Linked DNA regions of Homo sapiens: region 2 is linked to region 1. Evidence: read pairs that join two places in POLR2A ChIA-PET (ENCODE). Cell type or tissue: OCI-LY7. All regions are shown on one strand. Each heading gives the region's core, and the rest is flanking DNA. Links, peaks and the distances in the headings are about the cores only. Region 1 overlaps ABLIM1 (actin binding LIM protein 1). Region 2 overlaps ABLIM1 (actin binding LIM protein 1).

Region 1 (15,356 bases), core at 5,011-13,010:
CCTGTCTCAAAAAAAAAACAAAAGAAAGAAAACAAAGATTTTGGTTATTTCTGATATTTAAGAAAAAATGCATTATTGATTCATTAAAATGTAAACTTCCTCACTTGGCTATTATATGTTTTAACTTGTAGAGAGATACTTTTTGTAGAAAGAAAAGTGTCACAGGCCCTATAAAGTTACACAGTTTGTCCAAATAACACAGCACAAAGTGTCCATAAATGGTCAATGACTAATACTGCTTCATGTCCATGAGTGGCCATGTGGAGAGTTGAAAAGCCCATGGGCATTGGAATCTGGGTTCAGATATGATCTCCGTCACTTGCTAGCTGTATCACCTTGGGTTGCTTATTTATCCTGTTGAGTGTCACTTGACTCCTCTATAAATCAAGAACAATGAGACTCCTACATCACGAGGTGAAGTGTCTTGGTGTGGGGCACACCCACCTTGGTCAGCATGGTGCTCTTAAATTGCTTTTTTTTGTTTTTTTGGAGACAGAGTCTCACTGTGTTGCCCAGGCTGGCATGCAGTGGCACAATCTCAGCTCACTGCAGCCTCCGCCTCCCAGCTTCAAGCGATTCTTCTGCCTCGGCCTCCTGAGTAGCTGGGATTACAGGCGTGCGCCACCACGCCTAGCTAATTTTCGTATTTTTAGTAGAGACGGGGTTTCACCATGTTGACCAGGCTGGTCTCGAACTCTTGACCTCAAATGATCTGGCCGCCTGGGGCTCCCAAAGTGCTGGGATTACAGGCGTGAGCCACCGCGCCCGACCTTAAATCATTTTTGATGCCATCATTCTGTTCACTTTTCACAGCATTCTTGGGAAATGGGCTCAGTGAGGAGACCAAGTACAGAGGCCCTGGCTAAGTAACTGTCCAGGGGCTCACCACTAGGACATGGCAGTGCTGGACTAGACCCAGGCCCCCTCCTCCCCAGGAACGCTCCTTCATATGAGGGCCATGCGTTTCAGTATAAATATGTGTGAAGATAATTTTTAAAGCACACTTTTATTTTTCATCCCTTTTAGCCAGAAAATTGCATTCTTATTGACTCTTAGACCAAGAATGATCCTCAGTCATTTAGATCACAAAATTAAGAAATATTTACTTTTCCATAGAAATATTAAATGGTTATAAAAATTATAACACCCCTATGTTCCTAAATGGTGCTTTATTAAAAATGTAGATATACATTCTTTTCTGTTTTCAGTCTGCATTTGAAGTGTTTGACACCGTCAGGTGTTCTGGATTTAAATGATAAAAAGCATTATCCAAAAGGAATTAGTGACCCTGAACTTAAAAACATCTAATAGTCTCTCTCCCTTTTTCTTTTTACTAGACGTGTGCCTATAGTTTGTTCATATGAAATAGTCTTTATGCTTCAGATGCAAAGTGTAATGTACATAACAGTATATACTTAGTTTTTCAATCATATGAGCTTTTTGCCAACCTTAAAGATAAATCATTGGCTGCTTTGGGCACACTGCCTATTGGGCAGTCCTGCTCCACAGGGAGCAGTGTAAAAAAAAAAAAAGATATGTGGTGGAGATTTTGTACATTAAAGATATTGCTTTAAAAGCCTAGTGTATTTGGCTAAATGTGGATTCTCCAAGGAATTACGTCTTAGTTATTTTGAAAAACATGCATCCATTTACATGGAAGACCTCTCCAGCACTTAGAAATTTCTGAATGGGGGGAGCCTATGGCCATTGATAACACATCCAAGATATCTTTGAGATAAGTCAATGTCTTCCAGGGTTTTTTGTGGCCCTTCATTGACTTTTATCTTGGAGCTTGTCTTGGAACTTGAGGGAGTTTTTGTTTGTTTGTTTGTTTGTTTTGTTTTGTTTTTAATGGATGTGAGCTGGGAGCTTGACCTAAGGTAGGATGTCCATCTCAGAGGCAGGGGGCGCCCTTTGCCACTCTGGCAGCCAGAAGCCCAGCCTTCCATTGCCCAAGTCCACTTCCTGTTCCTTGTTTTTGCAGCATGTGACCCAGGCCTGGGGCCTCACTGAGCTGAGGACGCCTGCATGGTTGTAAAGCTGAGATGCACGGCACAGACTGTTTCTCTCCTTCACTGGCTTCCCCATTCATTTTCCATAACATCCATTGTTGGTTGGGTGTATTTTTATTTCTGTCCTCCAAACTTCCTTGTAGCCTCATTCTATCTTAGTATATCTTTGGGCCATTTGGACAACCTTATGCCTAGAGATTTGGAAAAACCATTTTCGCTTTGTTTCGGGCTTCGTTTGTAAAGTGTCTGCTAAGTTTCTCTTGCTTCCCCTTTGAAATACTGCTAGACATGACATTCTGTGTCCATGAAGTATAAATTGGATTTCTGAGCAGGAGGGTTACATATATTAAGTTTCTTTGAAAGGAATCTTTCCTCTTTTGCTATAAATATGAGTTGCCATGATGTAAATATATATTTGACACTTGCTGAAGGAAACCGTAACTCTTATTGACGCTTTAGACAAGAACCGGCAATCTTAAAACTGTCACAAAATTCTGGATGCTGCCAACTTATCTTAAGGTTCCCTCAAGATGTTCATTTATATTTGGGGATGTAAGCACTCTGAGTCCAGAAAGCTAGGCAGTGCTCCAACAGGTCCCCACAGCAGAATCGCACACCCCCATCTCTATTCGCTTGTCTTAGAATTAGTCACTCGGGCTCTCATGGTGCCAAAAAGAAGAATGAAAGTGGAGATGGGCATTTAAATGTGTTAAGTACAGTGAGAGTCCTGTGAGTGAATGCTCCCCTGAGGTCTAAAAAATTAGCTTACTAGGCTAACAGGAAAGGAGGTAAAAATGAAGGCCAAGAAATAGAAATAGAAACATAAATAGAAATATAGTAGCTTGTCACTACAATAGATGAGAACACTAACAACTTAGGGTAGCCCAATCTGAGGACTTAAAGGAACAAAATAGCTATGAGTGTGATATATATATATATATGTACTATTGTATTATGTGCGCACACACACACACACACACACAGAGTAGTTTTGTTTTTTGTTTTGAGGCAGAATCTCACTTTGTTGCCCCAGCTGGAGTGCAGTGGTGCAATTTCGGCTCACTGCAATCTCCACCTCCCGGGTTCAAGCAATTCTCCTGCCATAGCCTCCTGAGTAGCTGGGATTACAGATGCCTGCCACCAACACCTGGCTAATTTCTGTATTTTTAGAAGAGACAGGGTTTCACCATGTTGGCCAGGCTGGTCTCAAACTCCTGACCTCAAATAATTCACCCGCCTCAGCCTCCCAAAGTGCTGGGATTTCAGGCATAAGCCATCATGCCCATGCCCGGCCTATTATTTTTAAACAGTATCTTATTCAGGGTTGATAGATGATGACAACGATGATGATGAAAATAATGATATCTTCCAAATATGATATTTCATCTGGTGTGTCACACATTACTTTGTTTAAGTAAGGAACTATGCACAGATGGCCTCTTAGGGCCCCCATAAGTTATTTCCTGCCAGGGTTGGGTTCAAAGTTATATCATTTAAATAGGGTATTGGCCAGGTGCAGTATCTCACGCCTGTAATCCCAGCATTTTGGGAGGCCAAGGCGCCACAGATCACTTGAGGTCAGGAGTTTGAGATCAGCCTGGCCAACATGATGAAACCCCGTCTCTACTAAAAACACAAAAACTAGCTGGATGTGGTGGCGCATGTCTGTAATCCCAGCTACTTGGGAGGCTGAGGCAGGAGAATCGCTTGAACCTGGGAGGCGGAGGTTACAATGAGCCGAGACTGCACCACTGCACTACAGCCTGGGCAACAGAGCAAGACTCTGTCTCAAAAAAAAATAAAAATAAAAATAAATACAGATAAGGTGTTTAATTTAGAAAAGGGAAAGAGGCCTCTTCCTGAGAATTTTCCTTTTTCTTTTAAAAATGCCCAAAATTTGTCATGCCTTTGGTATTTCAAGGGCTAAGAATTTGGTACCTAGCAACATTATGTATTCCAAGAACTTATTCCCCGATGAGCGGTTGTGATATGTGAAAAGCACATTCTGCAGAATTGCTGAGATGGGTGTGTTATTGGGTCTCTCTTTACCTGATTTTTAAAAATGCTTTGTGGGAAGTTTTAAATGATTATAGTTACATCTGCTTACAAAATTTGAACAAAGTAGTGTTTTTTTTTTTTTTTTAAAAAAAAAACAACTAGAGAGGTGAATGTTTGCTGAAGACATCCAGCCTAATATAGAACCACACCCAACTGGTGACAGCATTCAGCCAGAATCCAGTCCTTGGGAATTCAGACAGCTACTCCATAACCTTTGAGAGGCTTTGACCATATTCAAGAAGTGAGGGGCTTCTACAGGCACTGGCCAACACAGGGTCTTGTTGATAGAAATATTTTAATCCCTGGACAAATGTCTAATTCTAATAACCTTAAAGTTTGTGTCCTGCATATGCAGATATTTTTGTGTGTGCGTGACACTGGCTAATAATGATAAAAACTGATTTAATGGGGGTTCATTTGATTGTGTATTATAACCAAAACCTACGAGAACTTTCCTGGAAACATCTGATTTTCTGCAAGGACAGTGGAGGTCTATGTGAAAGAACAAAAGCATGGGGCAGGGGGGTTCAGAAGCAGTAGTAAAAGTTGAGACCCATTATACCTTCTTTCGAGAAAAGACCGTAAGAATGATTCTGTTTTTCAGTTATGGATTACTCTTGTTAATTTCTAATGTTCATAGGATTAAATCATTTTTCTTCAGTGAAACATTTATATTGGAGTTGTCAAAGATTAGCTGTAATGGGAAACTTATAAAAGGGGTGTTGTTGTGAGCCCAGTGCTGTACACAGGTCTTTACTTATCATCATCATTTACTTGGAAACTGTGACTTAAGTGAATTGAAATATTAAAAAAACTAGTTTTTCCCCTCATCAGTGTTCTAGGTTGAAATAAACGACGTTCTTCAAGGACCTGCTATATGTTGTTTTGCTTAAAGTTGCAGTTTCCAGCCGGGTGCGGTGGCTCACGCCTGTAATCCTAGCACTTTGGGAGGCCGAGGCGGGTGGATCACGAGGTCAGGAGATTGAGACCATCCTGGCTAACATGGTGAAACCCCGTCTCTACTAAAAAAATTCAAAAAATTAGCCGGGCGCGGTGGCGGGCGCCTGTAGTCCCAGCTACTCAGGAGGGTGAGGCGGGAGAATGGCGTGAACCCAGGAGGCGGAGCTTGCAGTGAGCCAAGATCGCGCCACTGCACTCCAGCCTGGGCGACAGAGCGAGACTCCGTCTCAAAAAAAAAAAAAAAAAAGTTGCAGTTTCCTGTAACCTGTTGATATTAAGTGAGGACTTATTGCACTAGCATCTGGCTTCCTTTAATTTAGAGAAAATTGATGGTGAATCTTGCCATGGTGCTTGCTAAATTAGGCCAATAAATAGCTGTGGAGGTAATTAATTGGCCTCCTTCAATCATTCATTCACAGACATTTATTAAGCACTTACTCCTGGCCAGGCGATACCCTGAGCACTGATGATGACAAATGAGACCAAGTTTTAATTCAGCAACAGGTTTAAAACACTATTTCCTTCTAAATGCAAATTATAATCTTCCTTCCCCTGTTTTCCTCTGTGTTTTTTATACTCATTTTTTCCCGATAGGAACTAGTTACTTCTCTTTAGGAGAGGGATAAATGAGATAACATTTTTATAAATTAGCTTTTTAATAGATCAATAGTTTGGGATGATATTTCATAATTTTTAGGAACTAATATATGACTTAAATAATAAAGTCAACATTATAACATATTTGGGTCTGGATGCTAAACCAGCTCTTGAGAAGAAAAGACAAAAGTTTCAGAACACCAATAACCAAAAGCCAGAAATCTAAATTTGACTCAGTAATAGACACAGATCCCATATTTGGAATATCTTACTGCCCATTTAGTGTAGATCTGTACTCTGGTTACTTAAAAATGTACATGCTGAGACATTAAAATTCTCTTAAATGTATATTCAAACGGTAACAATTGACATCTTTCACACTTGACTGGATAGATTTAGAAAAATTTGACCTGAAGCAACTGGCCAGACCTCTATTTTCTGATGATCTATGATTTATTTAAAATTATTAGTGTTAATAGATAAATAAATTGGACTTTATCAAAAATTTTAAACTTTTGTGCTTCAAAGAATTCCACCAAAAAAGTGAAAAGACAACCTACAGACTGGGAGAAAATATTTGCAAGTTCATATTATTTCTGACAAGAGACTTGTATCCAGAATATATAAAGAGCTCTTACAACTCAGCAGTAAAAGTCATTACCCCTACTAATTTATTGAGCTTTAATAGTCCTGCATCTTCTGGTGTCTTCTTGAGACAAGATGTTTGCCCAGACATAGGGTAGGAGGACAATTTAGGCCAGTTACAAATCTCTTTCTAATTTTGCACAAGCTGAATTAGTTTATCTTGGCCATTCTCCTGGTCAGAAGGGAGTGATGGTGGCTATGGTGGCACTTAAAGCTTTTGCAGCCACCCCTTTGCTCTCTTTTCTGCCCTGGTCCCTCTTCTCTCCTCCAAGAGCACCATGCCTTCCAGACAAGGTGGCCAGTCCTGTTGCTCCTCCAGTCTGCACCCTTCCACACCCTCCTTTCTCATGACATTCCAGCTGTCTGGAATATGGGCTTCCCACCCTCCCATTCACCTACCCTCTCACCTGGTGAGCTTACTCTTTGATGCCCAGCTCAAACCTAGCTTGAAGAATTGGTGTCACCTTCATCTGAGTCTCATAGCATTTTTCTTATACCTCAGAGTAAACAATTGCATGTCATTATATGGCATTTAAGTTTGTCTCCTTAGATAGCCTCTAAGTCCCTTGAGGGCAGGGACTATATCTCATTCATCTATTTGTCCTCAGTAGTACTCAGTGCCCAGCCATAGTAGGTGTTCAATAAATATTTCAATGATTGAATCATTGGCCTGGGTTGAGCCTCATCTTTGAAGTGAAAGATGGGGAGAGGTATAAATGGTCGTGAAATACCTGGCTGACACGCGTCTGACTCTATTTTATATATTTCAAAGTGAGGAAAACAGAAACATATGCAAACACGCTGCAATTGAAGGCACTTTGTATTCCTAAGGGGAAGGACTTGGTGACCACACGGGTTCCCAGACTTAACCTTCAGATCGGAGAAACCTCTGCTAATTGCCAGCTGCTGCCATCATGCTTGAGAGTGATTTGTATTTGGGTTTGCCTAGCCCGCTCCTTTACACGCTTGGGATTTAACCACCTGACAACTGATCCTGAATCATGAGCAAGCAGCTTTCCATCGCTCCCAATCTCCCCTCCATCTAATCAGTTTGCTGCGAGCTCACAGCTTTCAATGCATGCCATTGGAATGACGCACCTGACCGCTAGCTGCTTCTAACCCAGCTCCACCTGAGTTCAAATCTCTGCAACGGAAAACTAAACCTGATATCACCTTTGCAAGTCAAGTTGATAAATTGAGTTTGTTTCTTTTGTTTCTCCTTTTTGATGAACCTCCTTCCAGTCTGTTGTTTTGAATTTTTATTACACTTGCTTTGTTTTCTTTGTTTCTCTCTCCCTTCTCTCATTTTGTTTTTTCCATTCTTCTCATTGGAGGCAATGAGCCGTCCAGCGGCCGGAACTCCCCTCTCCCTTACCGGCCAGACAGCCGCCCTCTAACTCCAACTTACGCTCAGGCCCCTAAACATTTCCATGTTCCAGGTAGGAGCTGACACAGTCTGTGTCTTGGTGTCCTGTCACAGTGTAGAATGTAGCCTTGTAACCTCGTCTTGTCTCATCTCTCATGCTCTTTTAATTGGGATGCACAGTTAACAAACCCTAAATTGCAGGATCTGACCTAGGGGGCCTTTCAAAAGTTTTATGTGTTAAATGCCAGGATTATGTTGAAGGTTTATGTTTTCTAAAATAATTTTTGAAGAGTGTGGGTGATGGGTAAAAGCAGTTGGGTTGTTTTGTTTTGTTTTTTACTAAAATTTTAATTGTACCTTTTTATCATTGCCTTCTGAGATATCTTTCTGTGGTTTGCTGTCATTGACTAATTATGGCAATGGCAATCTAGTTATCTTCTCATCCTAAAGACTGAACCACAGTATCACCTGAGAGAATACTTTTATATTTCCTGTTTTTCTCTAATGTGGAGACTTTCTCCAAGGACTTTTCAGAGAGATGTAGAATTGGGTGAATTGGTTGGTCTTTCTGCAGCGCATAACAGACTAGCCATCTCCATAGCCCGTGAAGATATCTTGCAATTTAGGCTTGGTGCTGCAAGCTTTGCTCTAGTAGTCACAAGCATTTGCTGTCATAATGCAAATAGTAATTTGACATCAGAAACTGAAATAATCAGAGCCCATTAATATAATATCTTAATGTTTAGAATCAGCTCACTTTGTAAGGACAGGATTAGCCATCAGAGGTAATAATACTATATTTCTACCAGCAGTATATTGTTTTTTGCTTTGTTTAGCTACTGAAAGTAGTTTAATAAATTACCCACTATATTAATGTAAGTGTACATATTTAGAATCTATAATCATTTTTTTCTTTTGCTTCTAAACTTACCTAATAAAACAGAGGAAAGTTCACTGAGATTTATATCACTTAGTTGGGACTGTCCTTTCTAAAAAAGTTTAATTGAATCTTGAAAATTAATGTTCTATATCTGGGATTTTTCACATAAAAATGCCCCACCAAGATACAGTGCCCACGGTTCTGGGGAAACAGAAACCTTTTGAAATTTCCTGAGTATTTATAGTTAAAGCAAAATGGTTCCATAATCCAAGGGGGTCTTGTATAAATATATACATAGTGTTTAGCATCTCTTTTCTTTTTCATTCATTCTTTTTTTAAAAAATTTGGCCTGTATAAATTAGGATTTGTTGAACATCCCATCAGCACACCAGGCTAGCCTTGCACATAAAAAGTTTCTGTTTTTTTTAAAAAAACTTTTGATTTTTCTACATTGCTTTCCACTGTTCCACTCATTAGTTGAAAAGTAAATTGAGCCACTGGTATCTACTGGGGGCTCAATTTCTAGACAATAGCAATTTGGGCATTTTCCCCAAGCTGGTTATGTCTTTCTCACCATAAGAGTACCTCCACTGCTTGCGTTTCTTCCTGTTTTAATCCCACTTTCAATGAAGTGTGTATTTGAAATAAATGGCTCATGAGTTAATCACATCTTTATATATCCTAAGATGTATTACAAAGGCTTCCATAACACTTGTCTATAGTAAGCCACTCATTTCTATAATTTTTCTTTCAATAAACTCAATCTTTGTAATACAGAAATTAACCTTCTGGGTTGTTTTTGTTCAAGATCTTCAGTTTGATTTGCCCCTTGGTTGATCTGTTTTTCCCATCGCTGAACTGGTTCCCATAATCACACACCTTTGCTTTTCATTTCCACAGATCAAGGAATCAACATTTACCGAAAGCCACCCATCTACAAACAGCATGGTAAAACCCGCTTTCCTCCGCGTAGCTTTTAAATAGCAAAGTCAGCTGAACTTCTCCTTGCTGTCCTCTGAAAGGCTTTTCCTGCTGCTGCTTTTGAGAGTAAAACTGGGGCATCCAGCATATTATGCCTTTCTGGTCTACTAAGATGTAAATATTGTAAAATTGATTCTCCTGGATGGAGAGACTTAGCTTGATTAGAAAGCTTCTAACCTGTTGCTGAGCCCATCAAACCATGTATCATTCTGTTCCTAGAGAAGGGGAAGTACTGGTCACACAGCAACTCACAAACATCCTAGCAAGTCTTTTTTCTTTTTGCCATCAAATATAGTCACCCTTTAAAATAATTTTGATGAGACTAATTTAAACTGGTGAAAAACCAGCCACCTAGAAAAACTAATTTGACTGAGCCTACATCAACTTGGCTGTCCAGGTCTCCAGTTTCTTATTGGGCATGAAGATGTGTGCACAGTGGAGTGGACAGGATACAGGCTAACACAGAGGTCAAGGCTCTGCTCCCACTTTCTCCCTAAATGGCTCTGTGACGTCATTTCTCTGTGCTTCAGTTTTCTCTTCTGTAAAAACCAGTTAGTTAGATCAGTTTGTCTCTGAACTTCCTGCAAACTAAGAATCACTAACGTGGATGTATAATTCTGTTTTCCTTTTTTTAACTCAGGAACTCACATGACTTTATGTAAATCACATTTTCCTCCACCATTATTAAGTCTCTGTAGATATATCGACCATAAATCTTTGTGAAAAGATATCTAAAGCTGGTCTTCAGGCGTTTTCAGAAAATTCTACACAGATTGTGCCTGGAAATTTGAAGGCTGCCTTTAGAATTCAGCTGACATTCATGAGTCCTTAAGAATTAGGATAACATGAGGCCAGGTGCAGTGGCTCACACCTGTAATCCCAGCACTGTGGGAGGCCGAGGCAGGTGGATCATTTGAGGTCAGGAGTTCAAGACCAGCCCAACCAATGTAGCGAAACCCTGTCTCCTCTATTAAAAATACCAAAAAAGTTAGCTGGGCGTGGTGGCGCACACCTGTAATCTCAGCCACATGGGAGGCTGAGGCAGGAGAATCACTTGAATTCAGGAGGCAGAGATTGCAGTGAGCTGAGATCACACCACTGCACTCCAGCTTGGGCGACAGAATGAGACTCTGTCGCCAAAAAAAAAAAAAAAAAGAAAGAAAGAAAGAAGAATTAGGACGATGTGAAAATCAAAATCAAATAACATTGAAAATGCGTAAGGAAAAAAATTTTAGACCAAAATCAGGAAGACAAAGAGAAATGTATGTATCGTAATGGTTCTAGAGCTATGATTTTTTTTCTCATCTTTTTTTTTTGAGGTTTTAAACCATACGCTTGCTTTTTAAGTTTGTTAACATTGTTTTTGTTTTTTTTTTTTTATGGTTTATTGTCTTTCCACACACTCATTAACATGTGAATGTTTAACTACTGACTTCACCAATTCTAATGCGTAAGTACTGTTTGAAGTCATCCTTTTGTTGTTAATTTAAGAATAAAATTCTCAGCATTTGATTTGTCAACTTACAGGCTTTAAAAAATACTATCTTTAGGTCCTCCTCTCTGAACAAAAATAATCAAATAATTAAAATTTAAGGAGATTGGATAATGTTAGATTATTTGTTTGGAAGGAATTAGTTGACTTCTTTTCATAATATTTACTTTGACTGAAGTCTTTCAGGCTGTTATAATTAATTAAAAATAGCCCAGCCAGAGCAGCGCTTTCCAAAGGATGTTTTTGCAAAACAGCCATTCCATGCCAAAGAAATAGTTGTTATGCCCAAAACTGGTGTCTGTGCCCTGATGCGTTTGAGAAAGGCTAGATTTAAATCAAGTCACATTTGTTCTTCATAATGCAGAACTTCTGAGAACTTCTTATATGCTAACATGTTTTGTCCATCTTTAAGAAGGGGATTTCCTATGTAGTGTTTTCCAAGCTGAAATGGTTTTCTCATGAGGTTAGAGATTCAGAGGAACACTGTTTCATGCCTGGCCAAGACTTTACCTCCTAAACTGGGCACAGTGGCCCACACCCATAGTCTCAGCTACTTGGGAGGCTGAAATGAGAGACCTGCTTGAGTGCAGGAGTTAGAATCCAGCCTGCACAACATAGCAAGACCCTATCTCCAAGGAAGGGAAAAAAGACTACCCCTTTGTATTGGGTGACCTTGGTTGAGTTATTTAAGCAAATTGAGACCCAGAAGGTTACCCGAAAAATGGAGGACTTAGAGCTGAAGATTCAAAAGGTTATTTCCAGATTTTAAAATATGTAAGCCCAGAAGAAAAAAGTTATTTAAGGCATTATAAATACATTTTGAAATATTTAGTGACATCCCTGGCCGATTTGCAAAATTAGCCAGAATCAGGGACTGTCCATTTAACCTGGTTTGTTTTGCTCCATCTCTGTAGGTTAGATCTGGGGCTCTAAGCTGTGACTCCTCCTCTAAGCATAGCCAATAAGAACTTTGTGAACTAATATTGCTGCTAGTTTGGCTTTTGTTGTTTTAAAGTTGGATAACTCACTTGTGTGCACAGACCTTTGAACAAAACAATGAGTGGAAACGGCAAACATAAGTTTCAATGCCAAATTCCTGCAAGCTGAAAGTGGATTTTCCAATTTCCATTTCTCCTAGGACTCAAGGACACATGTATTTAGTATATAAGGATTAGAATGAAGTGGACCAGACAGGGTGTGGTGGCCCATGCCTGTAATCCCAGCACTTTGGGAGGCCATGGTGGGCGAATCACCTGAGGTCAGGAGTTCGAGACCAACCTGGCCAGGAGAAACCCTGTCTCTACTAAAAATGCAAAAATCAGCTGGGCATGGTGGTGCATGCCTTTAATCCCACCTACTTGGGAGGCTGAGGCAGGAGAATCCCTTGAACCTGGGAGACAGAGGTTGCAGTGAGCCAAGATTGTACCACTGCACTCCAGCCTGGGCGACAGAGTGAGACTCTGTCTCAAATAATAATAATAATAATAATAATAAAAGAATGATCTGGACCAACATATTTGTGGCTTCTTGCCCAAAGATGCAAAGCCCGCCAACCCTCTAATGATTAACAACTACAGTCAAGTGATAGCGTCATGCTTTCAACTTAGCTCTTTAATTTTAGATTACTAATTACTCTAGGAGAGTGTTGTCCACTGGAACTTTCTATAAGGATGGAAATGTTCTATATCTGCACTGGCCAGGACAGTAGGCACTAATCACATGTGACTACTGAGCAGTTGAAATATGGCTAGTGAAACTGAGGAGCAGAATTTTAATTGTATTAATTTTTTTTGTTTAAATAGCCTCATCTAGCTAGTGCTGGGCAGCACTCTAGAATAGGGTTTTTCAGATGTAGAACACATGTAGAATGAAGCTTTGCTTCTGACGTAAAGTAAGGAAAATGAGTTGACTTGTCAATAGGTACCTCTGAGTGACTGGGCCATGGATAATGGTAATAAACAGAACTTTCTGGAACTGAAACTTTTGCCAGAGAACAAGAAAACTATGTAAGTGGGGTTGTACCGCCATTGTCTTACAGACCAATAGCTAAGCAACCCCTGATTCCCATCTAGATGCAGCTGCCTTGGCAGCCCAGAGCAAGTCCTCAGAAGATATCATCAAGTTTTCCAAGTTCCCAGCAGCCCAGGCACCAGACCCCAGCGAGACACCAAAGATTGAGACGGACCACTGGCCTGGTCCCCCCTCATTTGCTGTCGTAGGTATGCAACTGTCACGGCTAAGTCAAAGGGACAAACTGCTAGGAGAGCTCAAGATGACATGCTTAAAAACATGAAAGAAAATGTATCCTATTATGAAGATTTTAAAGAAAAGTATGACCAAGAGGTAGCATAGTGAAAAGAACTAACGTGGTATTAACTTGTTGTACAAAACGCTTAAAAGTTACAAAAACACATCCACCAGAGTCTTGTTCTAACCAAACCCACTGGGATCCAGAACTGGTCTAAAACCAATGGTTTGCATGGACTCTCAGAGTTAATACTGCAGAATCAGTAACTCTGTTGAACATAGTTGAGTGAAAGCCTTATGGCAAGAACATTGTTCTATATAATTAGAGTCTAGTGGGTGAATTTACCGAATGTTTGTAGAAGCATGACTTCTTTCAGTTAAATTTGTTTTAGACTATTTCTGGGTTGTAGTTATAATTCTTAACAACCAATCTTAACACTGAAGCACTTTCATTTTTCTTGTAAGATCATGTTGTCCATCATGCAAAAGGGCTATTGCAGAGTAGTAGGTGTTCTGAAATATTACTTCTGTGAAGTTATGTGATTTTACATCTACCATTTTCATGAATTCTGTGCTAAAATGTCATATTTCAGCTGTTTCATTCTTTGCTCCATGCTTTCCAATTATGTCTGTGTCTTTACTATATTATCAGTAGTGAACCTACTCGGCCTAAAAAGAAGTATTAGCAAACCCAGAAGCTAATACTGAAAATTTAGCGAGTCAGCTTTACAAAGACACGATCTTATCACATTTCTGTTAACAACCTAAAAGGCCTTCAATTTTCCAAAATGTCCTAATCTTCATTGTGCTATTTTTAATAAGTTATTTTTGGAATATCTTTCACAAGCAATACAAGTGGATTTTAAATCAATTGATACTTATAGAAAGAGTTTAAGGAAAAATCTACCTCCTAAGTTCATTATTCACAAGTGTTGTGTACATTATATTAATGAAATTTATCTAGTCCTTGCAAACTTGTGCCTATTGATTTTCATTAGTGTAAACTAAAGAGAGAAACTTCACACTGACATTTATAATTGTAAGAACTAAGAACCAACCATCAGCTTTTCTATGCCAATCCATGCCCTTCAGGAAGTTCTTGAGGCCTTGAGGTTGCTAGTTTAGTAAATTGCTTACTGGGACATTAAAGCAGCTACATTTTGGAAAGAGGGAGAATTAAGTTTTTGTTGTTGAATTTATTATCACTAAGTAGTTTAAAGCTCTTTTAGATTCCAAAAGGAGGAAAAATTTCAGGTCCATTAATCAAAATGCTGAAAACTAAGACTATTAGTTAAAGTTTATTTTGATTAGATTAGCAAACTTTCCTGTTTCCTCCCACAGCCAGATTAATCCAAGCAATTTAGGAAAACAATAATTATCTTAACCTCTCAACCATTCAGACAGATTCCTCCTTTCCTTTCCCTGTCTCCCCTTTCCAGAAAGCTAAAAAATTGAACACAATTTACTATATTGTTCCAAAGTAAAATTGTACCTGTATTAATGCTTTTGATTTACCTATTAGTATAAAACTCTTTTGTGACCATTTTTCAAAGGATGAGAAAAAGAAAACCTTAGAGACCCATTTCTCGAAAGAAATAGTAAAAGTATGCTTTTTATTGAATTTACTAAGAGTAGAAGACAGAGTGATAGTATTATGAAATTCTAAATATTCAGAAAAAGAGAAAACTACAAGGTTTAAACGCATGTCACAAAACAATGACTATCTTACCTATCTGTTGGTATGTAGATAAATTTGCATTTCTTTCTATTTGAAAATTGAGGCTGGGCGTGGTGGCTCACGCCTGTAATCCCAGCATTTTTGGAGGCCAAGGCAGGAGGATTAGTTGAGCCCTGGAGTTTGAGATCAGCCTGGGCAATATAGTGAGACCATGTCTCTATAAAAAATATTTAAAAATCAGTAGGGTATGGTGGCATACACCTGTGGTCGCAGCTACCCAGGTGGGTGAGGTGGGAGGATTGCTTGAGCCTGGAGGTCGAGGCTGCACTGAGCCATGATTGCATCACTGTACTCCAGCCTGGGCAACAGAGTGAAACCTTGTCTCAAAAAAGAAAGGAAAAAGGAAATTCACTTCAAAGACATCAAAATAACAACTGGAG
Region 2 (15,356 bases), core at 3,247-11,246, 92 kb before region 1:
CTGACACCAATGCCCATGCTGCTCCTACCTTCCCCACACCATCCACCTCCCTGGACCTCACTTTTGGTGCAGCAGAGAGACTGCAAACAGCTCTGTCAACCTCCCTGAGCCCATCCATTGTCATTTGTAGAAATGAAAAGCCATCTCTGAAAGTTGATTTTCTCTTTTAAAAATTCTATTGAACAGCATCTTCCTTATTATTAAAATCTTTGCTGCCACCTAGTGGGAATTATGTAATTAGAAGAATAAAGAAAAATTTCAGTTAGACTTGGATTAAAAAATTGTCCATTTCATCCTGGAAAAGGCAAAACTATGTAGACAGTGAAAAGATCAGTGGTTTCCAGGAGTTAGGAGGAGGGAGGGATGAATAGATGGGGTACAGAGAGTTTTTAGGGTAGTGACACTACTCTGTATGATACTATAAGAGCGGGTACATGTCATTACTACCTTTGTCCAAACTCAGAATGTCCAACATCAAGACTGAACCCTAATGTAAGCTGTGGACTCTGGGCTATCATGATGTGTCAGTGTCAGTTCATCAATTATAACAATGGTTCCACTCTGGTGGGGGATGTTGCTAATGGGGGAGGCTGTGCACGGGGAGGGACTGGGGTTGTATCAGAAATCTCCGTACCTTCTGCTCAATTTTGCTGTGAACCTACACCTGCTCTAAAAGTAGTCTTTTTTTTAAAAAAAACTATCAGTTTTCTTACATCCATACTGTGCTCCTAAACTTTAAAAATTATATTTTTAAACTAATATCGTGGCCTTCCATTTTTATCTTTATAGTAAACTACCAGATGTGAGATTCCTTTTATAAAAATTTTGGTCAGATGTTGGAATTCATATAAACCCCAGCTTTTAAAAAAATGCTTAATCTTTTATGACCATCTAATATACACTCATATGCATATGACCATCTAATACACACTCATATGTGTACTAGATAATGGGCCATACATTAAGAAATTCTAATTTGCAATATTCAGAACTTATATTTTTAAATTTTATAAATAGTCAAATTTTTTACATTATCATGGTTTAAAAATTCAAACAACACAGAGGATGTGAAGTTAAACAGTAAAGTCCTCCTCCAGAGAGGGAAGTTTCTTAAGAATTTTTAATGTTTTCCCCCAGAAATGTTCTATTCTGGGACTAGGACACACACACCATTTTCTTTACTACTTTTTTATGAATGAGCTTATGCTATGCTTACTGTTCTATGGCCTGCTTTTTTTACTTGATCTATTTTGAACATCTTTCCATGCCAGAGCACAAATCTGCCTCGTTCTTTTGAACAGCCCATAGTATTCCATTATCAACTATACTATAATTTATTTAACTGGCCCTTCACTGATGGTCCATATAGCCTATTTCCAGTTTTTGTTATTAGAGAAATGCTGTAGGGAACATATGCATGCACATATGTGCTTTTGCAAATATATTTGTAGAATAAAATCTTAGACATAAAATAATTACTGGATCTCAAGGTTATGTGAACACCCACTGTCCAAGATCGCCAGAAATACACCTGTCATTAAAAAAAAAGAAAAAGAACGGGTTAAACTAGCTGCAGCAAGAGGGAAGCCAGAGGAACTGTGAGCCCACTCTGGGTGCAGTTTGGAGGAGTTTTCACAGCATTTGGGCTTATGCTGGGTAATTTTATTTATTTATTTAATTACTTTATTTATTGAGACGGAGCTTCGTTCTTGTTGCCCAGGCTGGAGTGCAATGGCATGATCTCAGCTCACTGCACCTCTGCCTCCCAGGTTCAAGCAATTCTCCTGCCTCAGCCTCCTGAGTAGCTGGGATTACAGGCGTGCACCACCATGCCCGGCTAATTTTTTGTATTTTGTAGAGACAGGGTTTCACCACATTAGTCAGGCTGGTCTTGAACTCATGACCTCAGGTGATCCATCCGCCTCGGCCTCCCAAAGTTCTGGGATTACAGGTGTGTGCCACCGCACCCAGCCCACGTGCTAGGTAATTTTAAAGAGGATTCAAAGGATTAGAAGCAGTTCTAGGTTAAGTGTTGTCAAGAAGCAGGACCAGGTCAGCGATTGGGTCTCAAGGTTTTCTGGATGGTCAGAGAATTAAAGTTGGGCTAGAAGCGTCATTAGGAAAAAGCAGTGGCAGTCACGGATGTGGTCAGAAGAGGGGGTTGTTTCATCACTTTGTGTACCAAGTGGACTCTGTCTTGGTCCAAACCTGGCCACTAAGTGGACTTGCCAGGACATGGCTTTATTCTGTGTGTGTTCTGTCTGATCAGCTTGGAACACGTGGCCAACTTGACACGTGCTTGCTTTCATTCTCTCAGGTACATTGATGTGGAATGTCTGTAGTTGTTGAAGTTGCTTTCCAGAAAGGTTGCACCAATTTACAGTCTTCTGGTTTCTTTTTAATACCCAACTTCCCTAACAGAATGAAGCAGTCGATAATCAGATTAATTATGGCAATTGTAATAACAGCAAATGTTTCTAGTCACTTCCAATGTGCCATCTACTGCTAAATCTATTAAATGCACTGAATCCTCATCAGAGGGCTGAGACCAGGTGCTGATAACATTCCCACTTCCCTAAGAAGAAACCCAGGCTTCAAAAGGGTGTAACTTGCTTTGATCACATAGCTAGCCAACGAGGAGTTAGCTGGGGTTCCTCACTGGGATGTCTTATTCCAGGCCCACACTCTTTACCATGAAGAAATAATTTCTCCTTTATTGTCCTTCCAGGAGCCTGCCAAGGAGAATTGAGAGCTAAGGAATTAAGAGCCACTTAATTGATGATCACAAATCTTTGAAAGGCTGGTTTGGATTGATAAGGAAGTAGGGTCCCATTTACAAAAATGAGATTTACGGGCAGCCTCCAGGAGTAATCACGTATATAGTGTTAGGCGAGGCATCAGCATAAAGTGCTGAGTTGTTCACAGTGCCCTCAATTAATAAATGCCTATGCGCACTTTCTTAAAATCACAGCCAAGACACTATAATTAAATATTCTCTGGGCGATCTGTAGCTCAGAGGATACATTAAAAAACCCCCAAGTAAGCAGATGGGTGAAGGACATCCGTCCCCGTAGATCCACGGAGGTTCATGAAGCTTCCGTTCTGTGTCCTTCCGAGGACGCAGCCTGTGAGCCTTCACCAAGAAAGATTTTGTGCAGGGAAAGAAACTGACCCGAGATGGTGCTTGAGTAAATATTGATTGAGTGTGTGATGGGCACACAGTGGGGTTGAAATTGGGCTGCCTGCTTGGATTTAGCAAAGGAAATGTGTAGTAACCACTGGCGGCTGCTCTTTTTCAGATTGTGCCGGCTGCGGAAGAGATATCAAGAATGGGCAGGCGCTGCTGGCGCTGGATAAGCAGTGGCACTTGGGGTGCTTTAAATGCAAGTCCTGCGGGAAGGTCCTCACCGGGGAGTACATCAGCAAGTAAGGCTGGGCGCGGGCACGCGTTCCTTTCAGTGGGCACCGGGCGTTGTGGTTCTTCTGCAGGTCCTGGTCTCAGGGGCCCCACCCCATCAATGGTGCTGAAATTGTTCACATCCTGCCATCATAATGAACTTGTTGCTATAAAACTTTTGAAAAGAATTGTATTCTTTTGCCTTGGCTACTATAAACCTAATGATATGTTAATCATTGCCTAATTTAACAATTAATGAAGCTGACACTGTTACACTGTATGTCATTACCAATTAAGCATTTAATAATTTCCCTGTTGCTGTTCATTCTCCTATGAGGAACTAGTAAGCCTTTGTTCTCCTTCCAGGGCTGGAGTACATTCATAGACGCTCCCCAAAAACACACAAAGCCTAGGTTGTGGGCCTTTTAGGACTGCACAAAACAGCCTGCCAGGAAATGGGCTCATGTTCAATAATAGTGGATAATAGCTACAGTTAAGGAAGTGAGGCTTTTTTTTTTTTAAATGTAGCCTGGCAATGAGGGGAAATTTTCCACCGTATACCTTTTCATGCCTTAAAAAAAATTTTCCTGCTGGGCGTGGTGGCTCACACCTGTAATCTCAACACTTGGGAGGCCAAGGTGGGAGGATCACTTGAGTTCAGGAGTTCGAGACCAGCCTGAGCAACATAGCAAGACCTCATCTCTACTAATATAAATAAATAAATAAGCAAGCAAGCCAGGCATGGTGGCACATGCCTGTAGTCCCAGCTACTTGTGAGTCTGAGGTGGGAGGATCACTTGAGCCCAGGAGATCAAGGCTGCAGTGAACTATTATCGCACCACTGCACTCCAGCCAGGGCAACTGAGTAAGACCTTGTCTCAAAAAATAAACAAATAAATTCATTCATTAATTCATGCATTTCCCCAACCACATGAAATCACCTATTCGAAAATATTAATGAATGTAGTTTAAAAATATAGTGAAACAAACAAGCAAACAAAAGGTTGCTTGGGCCCCACCCACTAGAAATCTAATTCTACAGGCCCAGGGTAAGGCTGAAACACCTGCACTGAAAGGGCAAGAAGGCTGGGTGCGGTGGCTCATGCCTGTAATCCCAGTACTTTGGGAGGCCGAGGCAGTCGGATCACCTGAGGTTGAGAGTTCGAGACCAGCCTGGCCAATATGGTGAAACCTCATCTGTACTAAAAATACAAAAACTGAGCCGGGCATGGTGGTGGGCACCTGCAACCCCAGCTACTTGGGAGGCTGAGACAGGAGAATTGCTTGAACCTGGGAGGCGGAGGTTGCAGTGAGCCCAGATCGCACCACTGTACTCCAGCCTGGAGACAGAGCAAGACTCTGTCTCAAAAAAAAAAAAAAAGAAAGAAAAGAAAAGGCAAGAAGCTCTTCAGGTGACCATTATGGACAAAATAAGACAGGTGCCTGGCTTCTAACGGAACATTGCAAGCTATGCGGGGGTGGGTAACTTGGCAGTCTAGGGTGGCACTCTATAGCTTTTCCATGCAATCACACACAGGATATAATATTTTTCCTGTGCTCCAAGGAGGTTGACTGAGCTGAAGGAGGCGGCCCTGGGCTCCGGAGGCCTCCTGAGAGCTGAGGAGGTGGTGTCTGCAGGCTGTTCAGAGGCTGTACTCTGGCATGTGGGCCCCTTGTAGGGGAATGAATGCTGAGCCCACATCTGACGGGCTCAGTGTTCTTGTTTTTTTTTTTTGTTTTTTTTTTTTGAGATGGGGTCTTGTGCTGTCACCCAGGCTGGAATGCAATGGTGCGATCTTGGCTCACTGAAACCTCCACCTCCTGGGTTCAAGCAATTCTCCTGCCTCAGCCTTCTGGGTAGCTGGGACTTACAGCTACACCTCACCACACCTGGCTAATTTTTGTATTTTTTTTAAAGTAGAAACAGGGCTTCCCCATGTTGGCCAGACTGGTCTCAAACTCCTGACCTCAGTTGATCCACCCACCTCAGCCTCCCAAAGTGCTGGGACTACAGGCATGAGCCACCGTGCCGGGCCTCAGTGTCATATTAATAACTATATGTATTATATACATTAACAATATTTTATAGCTTTGCCTTTATTGTGGTTTTAATGAAATTGTCGCTAGTGTTTTGCCTTCAGGTGTGATATTGCCTATTGATTTGCCAGTATCTTCTTCAGGTTCATTAACACCATTCTTTCTCTGGTTTATTAATTATTGTTATGTGGGCTCAGTGGGCTCAGTACTCCTACGTGCCCAGGGGGCCTGTGGAGAGAGAATGCTGCCAGGCTTTCTGCTAGTTAGCTCTGAGACAGTAAAAAATCGGCAAGGGTGACCATATGGCGACATGGCTGTTTCGCCTGTGTGGCACCGAGAGCCGCAGAGTGCTCTCTGGATCGTTTTGTTTGTGGTTTTGATCCTGTCTGGCCAGGTCTGACTGGATTGCCAGGCATGTGAACACTGGGCAGGGGAGAAATATGTCCTGCCCTTCTGTGGAAAGGCCTTGGAGAAATGTGGTTTTGGTGTCTTCTCCAGCCCCTGGCCACCTCCTCAGGAGCCGAACACGTTTTTGTCTTGCAGGGATGGTGCTCCGTACTGTGAAAAGGACTACCAGGGACTCTTTGGGGTGAAATGTGAGGCGTGTCACCAGTTTATCACAGGGAAAGTCCTGGAGGTAAGTGGCAGACCGGCTCCCTCATAGCTACCGCCATCTTTCTCAGCGGCCCTCAGAAACAAACAAGAGGGGACCCTTTCCCACCTCCTCCATCTTTTTTTCACCTGTGGAGAAAGAAAGTAGTCGCAGGTGACTATTTTCAAGAATTAAGGTGCTGCACTCTCCTCAAAGGCTCACGTGGAAATTAGAATGATGGAGAATTTGCACAGGAAAAAAAAAAGAATGATAAAGGTTCTGGTAGGAGTTATGTAGGACAGGCTATATTAGACCATTTTCATTTTTAGAAGTTAGACAAGAGTAAATGAAAAGGGTGTGAAATCATGTGTGTATACATCCATGTGTGCATGTGTGCATATGTCTATGCATGCATCTGTGGGCGTGTGCAGATTCAGGGAGCAGAGGCTCAGAATGGAAGCTAAGAAAGGAAGGGTGGGGGAAAGGTAGAGGCATTGGCTTCCCCAAACTTCAAAAACCACATCCTGTGTGACCCAGAGCACCCTGTGGCCGGGGCTGAGCTGAAGCCTGTCAAGTTCAGGTGCAACCGCCTCCAGCTAGGGAGCTTTCTTCCTGCTTTCTCAGCAGCCGCCACACAGGCTTCTGCCTCTGGGCTGAGCCAGTTCCTCTGGGGTGAGACACAGAATTCTGGGGCCAGAGTTCAGAAGGAGTCGCTACCCTACTTCTCCCAGGCCTGTGGGGTGTCAGCCAGGTCCAAGGAAGAAGTAAGACTGCCTCATCTGTGGCCCACCTGCCAGCGTGGAGAGTATGGCCCAAGCAGAGGTGGGTCAGGAAGCCCCACAACTAGGGGGATGACTACAGGTGCTGCAGCTTGTCATCTTGCTTTGTCAAGGACCAGGCTGCTAAATCCACGGAGCCATGTTCCACCTTCCCAGCAGGGCACGTTTCAGAGACACAGACACAGATCTGAGGCCCCCCTCCCCGCCACCATGGTGTTTCTGGGCTGTGCTGTCTCTTCCGTGGGGTTTCACAGCAAAGGCCCAGTGTAGCCCCCTAAATCCCACTGTAAACCCTTTCCATGAAGCACAGAGGGGCCAGCATTGGATGTGTGCTGGGACGTGGGCAGCTGATTGCATTTGGGAGAGAAGGGTGTGGTTGTGGTCAAATGCAGTTGCCTCTTAGCCCGAGGAAGAGGGTTCTGGGAAGAGGGAGCAATACCTGCAGAGGCTCAGAGGTGAGGAAAAGCACAGGATACATAAGAAACGTCAGTTGGGCACCGATGTGACAGATGATGCTGGAGAAGTGGGCAGGGTCCCAAGAGTCATATTCTGGAGTTTGGGTGTTACCCTAAAAGCGGTAGGAAGCCATTGAACTGCTTGTAGCTGGAGTGTCATGTGATTAGACCAGGTTGTTGTGTAAAGAACGTATGAGAGTTCTCAAATCTATGTACGCACGCGTTCACAGCAGCCCTATTCACATCAGCCGAAAGGTAGAAACAACCCAATGTCCATCAGCAGGTGAATGGATAACAACATGTGGTGTATCCAACTAGTGGAATATTATCCAGCCTTGAAGCAGTGCTGCCAACCACAGGATGAGCCTTTAAGTAAAAGAAACCAGCCACAAAAAGCCACATATTGTATGATGCCATTTATATAAAATATCTAGAATAGGTAAATCCATACAGATAGAAAGCAGATTGGTAGTTGCCAAAGGCTGGGGGAAGGGGAAATAGGAAATTACTGCTTTATGGATACAGGATTTCCTTTTGGGGTGATGAAAATATTTTGGAATTAGAGGAGGTGGTTGCATAGCATTGTGAATGAATGTACTAAGTGCCACTGAATTGTTCACTTTAAAATGTTTAATTTTATAGTACGTGCATTTCAGCTCAGATGTTTTTTAAATGGCTGGGAAGGGAGTTGGGGTGGAGACAGGCCAGCTAGGAGGCTACTACAGAACTTTGGGCACAAAATGATGGTGGTGCTAGCTGGAGTGGAGCCTGAGAAATGGGCCCCCACCCTCCGCACACACAGGAAGGGTGGAAAGAGTTCTCTCATAGCCTTTCCAATAAAGCTTTAATTATTGACCCAAGGACACTTCAAAACTAGTGTCTTGACCAGGGAGAAAGAAGCATATCCCCAGGAAGGCTGTTGGAGAAGGTGGATGGGACCCACCTGATGGGGAGCTTGGAGTCCGAGCGGTCCCATCACAGCGCTCAGAGTGTGATGCACAGGAGGTTGGTGCCTCCCCTCCTGGCCCTGAGTCCATCCCTCATCCCTCCCCAGAGAGCTCTTCTCAGAAGTGCCCTGATTGGGGCCTGACGCCATTTCCCTTGGGATTCCTGAGTTTGATCTCTTGTGGAGGACTGAAATAAACCTGTTGAGTTGGGGCAACTTGGAAATTTCCTTCTCCTCCTCCTTCTTCTTTCTCTTTCTTTTTTCTTCTTCTTCCTCCTTCCTCCTCCTCCTCGTCCTCCTCCCTTCTCTTCCCTCCTCCTCCCTTCTCCCTCCTCCTTCTTCCTTTCTTCCTTCTAATTTCTTCTTTCTTCCTTCTTCTTTCATCTTTCTTCCTTCTTCATCATCATCTTCTTCTTTTCTTTTTTTTTTTTCTTTTTTCTTTCTTTCTTTTTTTTTTTTAGAGACAAGGTTTTGCTCTGTTGCCCAGGCTGGAGTGCAGTGGTACAATCATACCTCACTGCAACTTTGAACTCCTGGGCTCAAGCTATCTTTCTGCACAGCCCCCTGAGTAGCTGGGACTACAGGTGCATGCCATCACACCCAACTGATTTTGTTATTTTTTGTAAAGAACGGGAGTCTCACTCTATTGTCCAGGCTGGTCTCTAACTCCTGGCCTCAGGCAATCCTCCTGCCTCAGCCTCCCAAAGTGCTGAGATTACAGGCATGAGCAACCAAGCCTGGCCCTCATAAAAAGAAACAATAGAACATCAGAATGATTTCCCAGATGTCCAGCTGTACAAAGAGAGACGAGAAAATACTGAACGTGGTCCCCACATTTGTGACAGCCGTGTTTGCAGTCTTCTTAGTCCACATGTGGAGCTGTGTTCCCCCAAAACATGCTGGGGAGGGAAAAGGGCTCTGTGTGTGTGTGTGTCTGAGTGTGTGAGTGTGTGTGTGTGTGTGTGTGTGTTGATTCCCTTCAGATTTAGCTCAACAGCTGTGGGGAAGAAAATCTAAAATAAAGCTAGATCCAAGAACATGCCATTTGGAAGAAACATGTGCTTACTCTGTTTTCTGCTTCAAGACCTGAGTCATTTGGCATTCACTGTGGCTGCAGAGACCTCTTCTCAAATTGGCTTCAGGTTTCTGTGAAGGCCGTTTTGTGAGGCCTAAGACTTGGAGACTTTCCATGCGGGGCTTTCAGAGTTGAGGCGTCTGGGAGTAGTTTGCACCATGTTCAGCCTCCACCCAGCAGACGTAGTCCTTAGATGGGCGTGTGAGCTAGAAAAACGTCCTGCAGGGTTATCACACTGACGTGTGACAGCTTGTGAGTCGGTTTGGCTTGGTTACCAACACAAAGCAGGACGGTCTCCACACACTCCTCCCTCGGCCTCTCATGCTTGGGTCTTGGTGGTGGTGAAATATTGTGATGGTGGATTTGTTGTAAATACTGTGAACCTTGGGGTTTTGTGGGTTTTTTATATTTATTTTATCCACAGATGAATTTATTTTATCCCTTTACAAATGTATTAGTTTTCTGTGTCAGCTGTAGCAGTGGTGGCTTAAAGCAACAAGCTTAAACAGTTCTTGAGGTTCTTGAGGTTAGTTCTTAAACTGAGTTCTGTCAGTTCTTGAGGTTAGACGTCTGAAAGCAAGGTGCAGGCAAGGCAATGCTGTCTCTGAAGGCTCTAGTGAAGGGCCTTTCCTCGCCTCTCCCAGTTTCCGATGGCTCTGTGTGTTGCTTGACTTGTGGCAGCCTCCCAATCTCTGGCTTTGTCTTCACATCGCCTTTTGCGTGTTGTCTCCTTTTCTCTGTTACAGTTCCCTCTGCCTCTTTCCTGTAAAGCCACTTGTCATTGGATTCAGGGCCCACCCAGATAATCCAAGATGACCTCACCATCTCAAGATCCTTTGCTTAATTACATCTGCAAAGACTCTTCTCCCAAATAAGCTAGCATTCACAGGTTCCAGGGAATTGATAGGGAGTCTCTTTTGGTGATGATCGGGTCACCATTCAAGCTGCTTGAGTAAGCCTGGGAAATCATGCACGTATCATCCCAGCGAGGCCTGCAGACCCTGTGTGGTTTTAATTTAACACTCACTGAGCCCTAAGAGGACCCTAAGGCCTCTCTAGGTGTGGTGTCACCAGAGATGCCACCAGACACCTGAGGGACCTTTGAGAAAGAGAAAGGTCACTGGACAATGATAGAGAAGAGACGCTCCAGGTCTGGCTGTGTCACTCATTCCTGAGTGACTTGGGGCAGGTTGTTCAGCCTCTTGGGGCTGTCTTCATTTCCCAGGTAAAGGGACTAGCATGTAACCTCCAGCAGCCCTCGAGTTCTCTCTGTCTCTGTCATTCCTTAATCCTTGTAAGCCCTGAAAATCACATCAGCTTGAACGGGTGGGGAGACGGGCCCGAGCACCAGCGGCTCAGTTGAAAAGGCTCTGGGTGGCAGCCAATCTGAATCTGTACTCACCAGCTGGGGCCCCTTGGGCAAGGCTTGCCACTTCTTTGAGCCTCAGTTTTCTTTTCTTTAAGTGCAAGAATTGAAAATATACGTGTAATTCCAAGACTTGGGCTGCTAGACCTCCCGGAGTCCCTTCGGCTCTAAGGATCTGAGTTCTAGAATTCTCATGTCTTGGCTGTAAGGGATCAGACAGAACCAATGGTTCTTTTTTTCTGGAAACCAGCACGTAACACTCAGCATAGAGCATACACTCAAATTGTAGCTTGATTTCTCATCACTTGTTTTCAGTTTTGTTTTCGACAGCAAGATTCTCTTTTTAGGGGGATCTTGCTATAAATGGTACATCTTCAAATGCTTCTGCTGATTAACTTATAAATTTAGGAGAGTTCTGAAGATATTTACAACCTGCCTCCTAATTAAGAAGTGCAGGGGCAAATTAGTGTGAGATACTCCAGTTTGCTCTCTCCGTCTTTTCTCCAAACTTCTCCCGCTTCCTTCTCCCCTCCTCCTCCCCCTTCCCCTGCCCCCACCTTCTTTCTGCCTAACAGCCTAATGGTAACAGGAAGCTGGAAGAGACTTCAGACCTAGGTCACTAATGTCATGGGGGAGTGGGGCATCTCTTTGGAATGCATTTCTTCCCATCTTTGGTAGATAGCCCTAGGACAGCTCTCACTCCAGCAGACATCCTTTCCAGGGTACAGGTGGTTACCTGCTAGCCTCATAAAGAAAAGAAACAGCAACAAAATGGTTGTTATTATCAACAGCAACAGCTAGTTTCAAAATGAAGGCAGCTCATGGTGGGTGTAATCAAGTAAGGACTCCCAAATTTATAAGGGGGTTAGTCTCATATCTCCAACCCTAAATTTAAGTAAGACAGCAACTGAGTTTCTTGGTCTCTGTTTACAAAGGTATAACCATCTCTAGGCACATAGCTAAAAGTAGATTGTTTTTGATGGTGCTTTCTTAAGATATGGAATCTTCTCTGGAACACCACACTCTTAATGTAATACTTCCTATACCTCTTTTTTGTTGTTGTTGTTGTTTGAGACAGAGTCTTGCTTTGTTGCCCAGGCTGGAGTGCAGTGGTATGATCTCAGCTCACTGCACCCCCCACCTCCTGGGTTCAAGTGATTCGCCTGTCTCACCCTCCTAAGTAGCTGGTATTACAGGTGCACGCCACCATGCCCAGTTAATTTTTGTATTTTTAGTAGAGATGGGGTTTCACCACGTTGGCCAGGCTGGTCCTGAACTCCTGACCTCAGGTGATCTGCCCGCCTTGGCCTCCCAAAGTGCTGGGATTATAGGCGTGAGCCACTGCGCCCAGCCCCATACCTCTTTGGATTAGATAGAGGTTGAATCTATTCTTGACAAGTGTTTGGAAAAAAAAGCAAAAGTCAAACTGAAAACAGAAGCCTGGAGGGTAAAGGAAAAGGTTTTGTCCCATGTGTTCTTCCCCTAGTCTTGGGCTGTTTTACCAACAGACTAAGGAAGGGTGGGCTTGACTTTCTCTTGGCCTCTCAAGCTGTCTTATGCAATTCCTATGCCCCCAGGGGCTACCTGTGTGCATGGAGCACTGCACTGGTTCACTCAGGACAAAGGCGCTCGGCCCTCGTCCCACACTGCAGAGTGGTACTTCCCTGAGCAGGCACCTGCCAGGCTGCACGGGAGCATTCTTTTGTTCTCCTCCCTGAAAGGAAAGTTGTCTTATGTGCATTCTGACCACAGAGGGAGAGGGCGGGGCTCTGAGTCCCACGATTTCCCTTTCCTCACATCACCGCACCCAGAAATCAGTTGGCCTGGGTTCATCTAGTCTTTCTGGGCGGGCTGGTGGCACCTGTCCTTGTGTCTCGTGGTATTTACTGTGCTACCTGTGCTCTCTGGGAACGTGCAGTGATGTCTGTGACAGCCTGTACACCCACCACATAAGAAAGAGCCTCAGATGGAGCCGAGGGAAGTCCTCTAGACCCTGGAATGCCTGTCCATTCTGCCCTACGAGGCCACCCTCCCCTGTCTTTATCTGTTAACTTGGAAAGGGTGGACAGCAGGACAGGATTTAGACTCGCTTTTAGACCCCTCCTGCTGAACTCCTGGGGTGAAGGAAATGGAATCACAATGGGATTCAGCCAAATCCTTTTCCTTGGCTCTCAGAGGAATTAAAAACTGGTGGCTCTGTTTTGTTTTGCTTTTGGACTGATTAAAAAACTGCTTTTTCACAAAGCTGAGGGGCAAATGTTTATGATGTTTCTGAGGTGAATTCACATTATAAATTGGAGGCCTTTGTCCCCTTCCTTCTTTTTGGCATAGGTATTTTAAGTATGTTATGTGGCAGTAATCATAAGCAGTGAGTAGGTCTTGTTCTGGGCTAAGCTATTCTCTAGTGAGCAAAACATAGGTTATCCTAGGATGCTTGCATGACATCTAATCTTTTTGTCACCATCAGAGATGTAATTTGCAAAAGAGAAGCTGACATGTCAATTCCCCTTTTCTTGTTCTGTGTATATCATACACTTGCAAGGAACAAATAATAACCCGTGTCCATGCTGAAGGCTAATTGCATTCTTCTCATTCTCACTGTGCTCAGAGGAATTCATGCTTTCATCCAATTAATTAATTGTAGACCCAAATATTTTTGAGGATCATGTTATCTGATCCTGTTATCTGAGTATATTGGTTGAGATGGTCTGTCCCAGTGGACAGTAAGCCACCACTGTATCCTGACTTTGTATAATATTTTTAACATCTGCAAGTGATCTCATAAACATTTAATTCTCACCACAGGCCTGCAAGCTGGTCAGGGCAGTTAGTTACTAGTCACCTTCATTTACAGATGAGGCTACTGAGTGCCCGAGACTCTGGATCTAATTGGTGTGACAGAACCATGATTAGAAAATAGATCTCTTAGGTTGGTGAATGGATACAAACATGCAGTTAGAACAAAGAAGTTCAATGTTCAGTAGCAGACTAGGGTGACTACAGTTAACCAGCAATATACTGTATATTTCAAAGTAGCTGGGAGACAGAGATGATAAATACTGAAGGTGATAAATACTCCAGATACCCTGACTTGAGCATTATACATTATATGCATGTAAAAAAATACTCATATGAACCCCATAAATATGTAAAATATTATGTATCAATAAAAGAAAAAATAAGGAAAATAGGTCTCTTTCAATTCTCAGAAGATAGGGACATACACACATAGAGACAGAGAGAGAGAGTGAGCCTGAACTTTATTATCTACCTGACAATAATCATTACAGAAAACAAATAATTTGCCCCTTGATATAACTTGCTGAAGGACCAAAAGTTACCATTCCTGGTGGATGGTAAAGGCCTGTCTCAGTGTCCCTTTTATACCTATTCTCAGGACAATAAACATGTACTGCTTGGTTGGTTTACTTTTTACCAGTGTAAAATGTCACTGAAAATCAGTGACTTTGCTCATAGAGTCTGCTGTGTTTCTGTGCCTCATAGTCTGGCCTCCTTGAAGCATCTGTAGCCTCCACCAGGCCACCTGGCTCTGCCCTTAGAGAATGTTGTAGATGGATGATGCTGTCTCAAGTTTGAGAGCATATTTTCTTCATGAAGCTCTGGTCTCGGACTCTGCAGCTCAATGGACAGTCAGGAAGGCCCTGTGAAACAGGGTCAGTATTGAGACACTGGTCACCTTGTGTATTGTCAGACCATCACTTGACAATAAACTGGAGAAATTGCTTCATTTTAAATATGAATTAAGCAAAAGGTGGTATATCTAGAAAACGGAATATTATTCAGCCATAAAAAGGAACAAAGTTCTGATATATACTACAACTTCGAGGAACCTTGAAAACGTTATGTGAACAAAAAGTCAGGGCCAGGTGCGGTGGCTCACGCCTGTAATCCCAGCACTTTGGGAGGCCAAGGTGGGCAGATCACCTGAGGTCGGGAGTTCGAGACCAGCCTGGCCAGGATGGTGAAACCCCGTCTCTACTAAAAATACAAAAATTAGCTGGGCGTGGTGGCAGTTACCTGTAATCCCAGCTACTCAGGAAGCTGAGGCATGAGAATCACTTGAACCCAGGAGGCAGAGGTTGCAGTGAGCTGAGATCATGCCATTGCACTCCAGCCTGGGCGACAAGAGTGAGACTCCATCTCAAAAAAAAAAAAAAAAAAAAAAAAAAAAAAAAAAAAACAAAGAAAGAAGGAAAAAGACAGTCACAAAAGACCATAATTGTCCAATACCATTTGTATGAAATGTGTGGAATAGGCAAATCCACAGAGACAGGCAGTAAGTTAGAGAATGCCAGGGGCTGGGGGAAGGGGGAAATAACGAATGACTGCTAATGGGTATGGGGTTTCTTTTTGGAGTAATGAAATGTTCTAGAATTAGACAGTGGTGACGGCTGCACAACTCAATGAGTATAGTCATCCCTCAGTATATGCAGGGGATTGGTTCCAGGACCACCATCCCCCTGGTAAATCTGTCAGACTTAAGTCCCAAAGTCAGTCCTGAGGAACTGACTTATAGGAAAAGTCAACCCTCTGTGTACAGAGGTTTTGCATCCCTTGAATGCTGTATTTTCAATCCACGTTTGGCTAAAAGAAAGGGAACCATGTGATTCAAACCCACGCTGTTCAAGGGTCAACTGTATACTAAAAATTACTGAATTATATACTTTAAAAGGGTGAATTGTATGGTA

The links. ChIA-PET counts read pairs that join two places held together with the same protein. Peaks named below come from ENCODE experiments on the same cell type or tissue, not always from the same donor. Only the 100,000 strongest peaks of a DNase experiment are listed, where the experiment ranks them.
Region 2: POLR2A ChIA-PET joins it to region 1 with 27 read pairs; 3 of 35 experiments call an interaction of 5 or more read pairs at or near these places.

Annotation. Positions count from the first base shown.
Region 1 is chr10:114,445,734-114,461,089 of GRCh38, reverse strand. It overlaps ABLIM1 (actin binding LIM protein 1), which reads left to right. Exons shown (of 23, transcript NM_002313.7): 13 at 7,607-7,711; 14 at 9,419-9,466; 15 at 13,070-13,210. Among named protein-coding and RNA genes, the nearest start is that of AFAP1L2, 49 kb to the right of the region's middle. RefSeq lists an enhancer at 649-1,150. In OCI-LY7, for the core only: no CTCF peak of the experiment used is centred there; no DNase peak of the experiment used is centred there.
Region 2 is chr10:114,535,720-114,551,075 of GRCh38, reverse strand. ABLIM1 (actin binding LIM protein 1) reads left to right here. Exons shown (of 23, transcript NM_002313.7): 5 at 3,300-3,426; 6 at 5,978-6,071. Among named protein-coding and RNA genes, the nearest start is that of ABLIM1, 110 kb to the left of the region's middle. RefSeq lists enhancers at 6,763-6,872, 9,344-9,523, 9,874-9,923. In OCI-LY7, for the core only: no CTCF peak of the experiment used is centred there; DNase peaks (open chromatin) are centred at 6,595, 8,755 and 8,995; H3K4me3 peaks cover 2,483 bases; H3K27ac peaks cover 4,361 bases.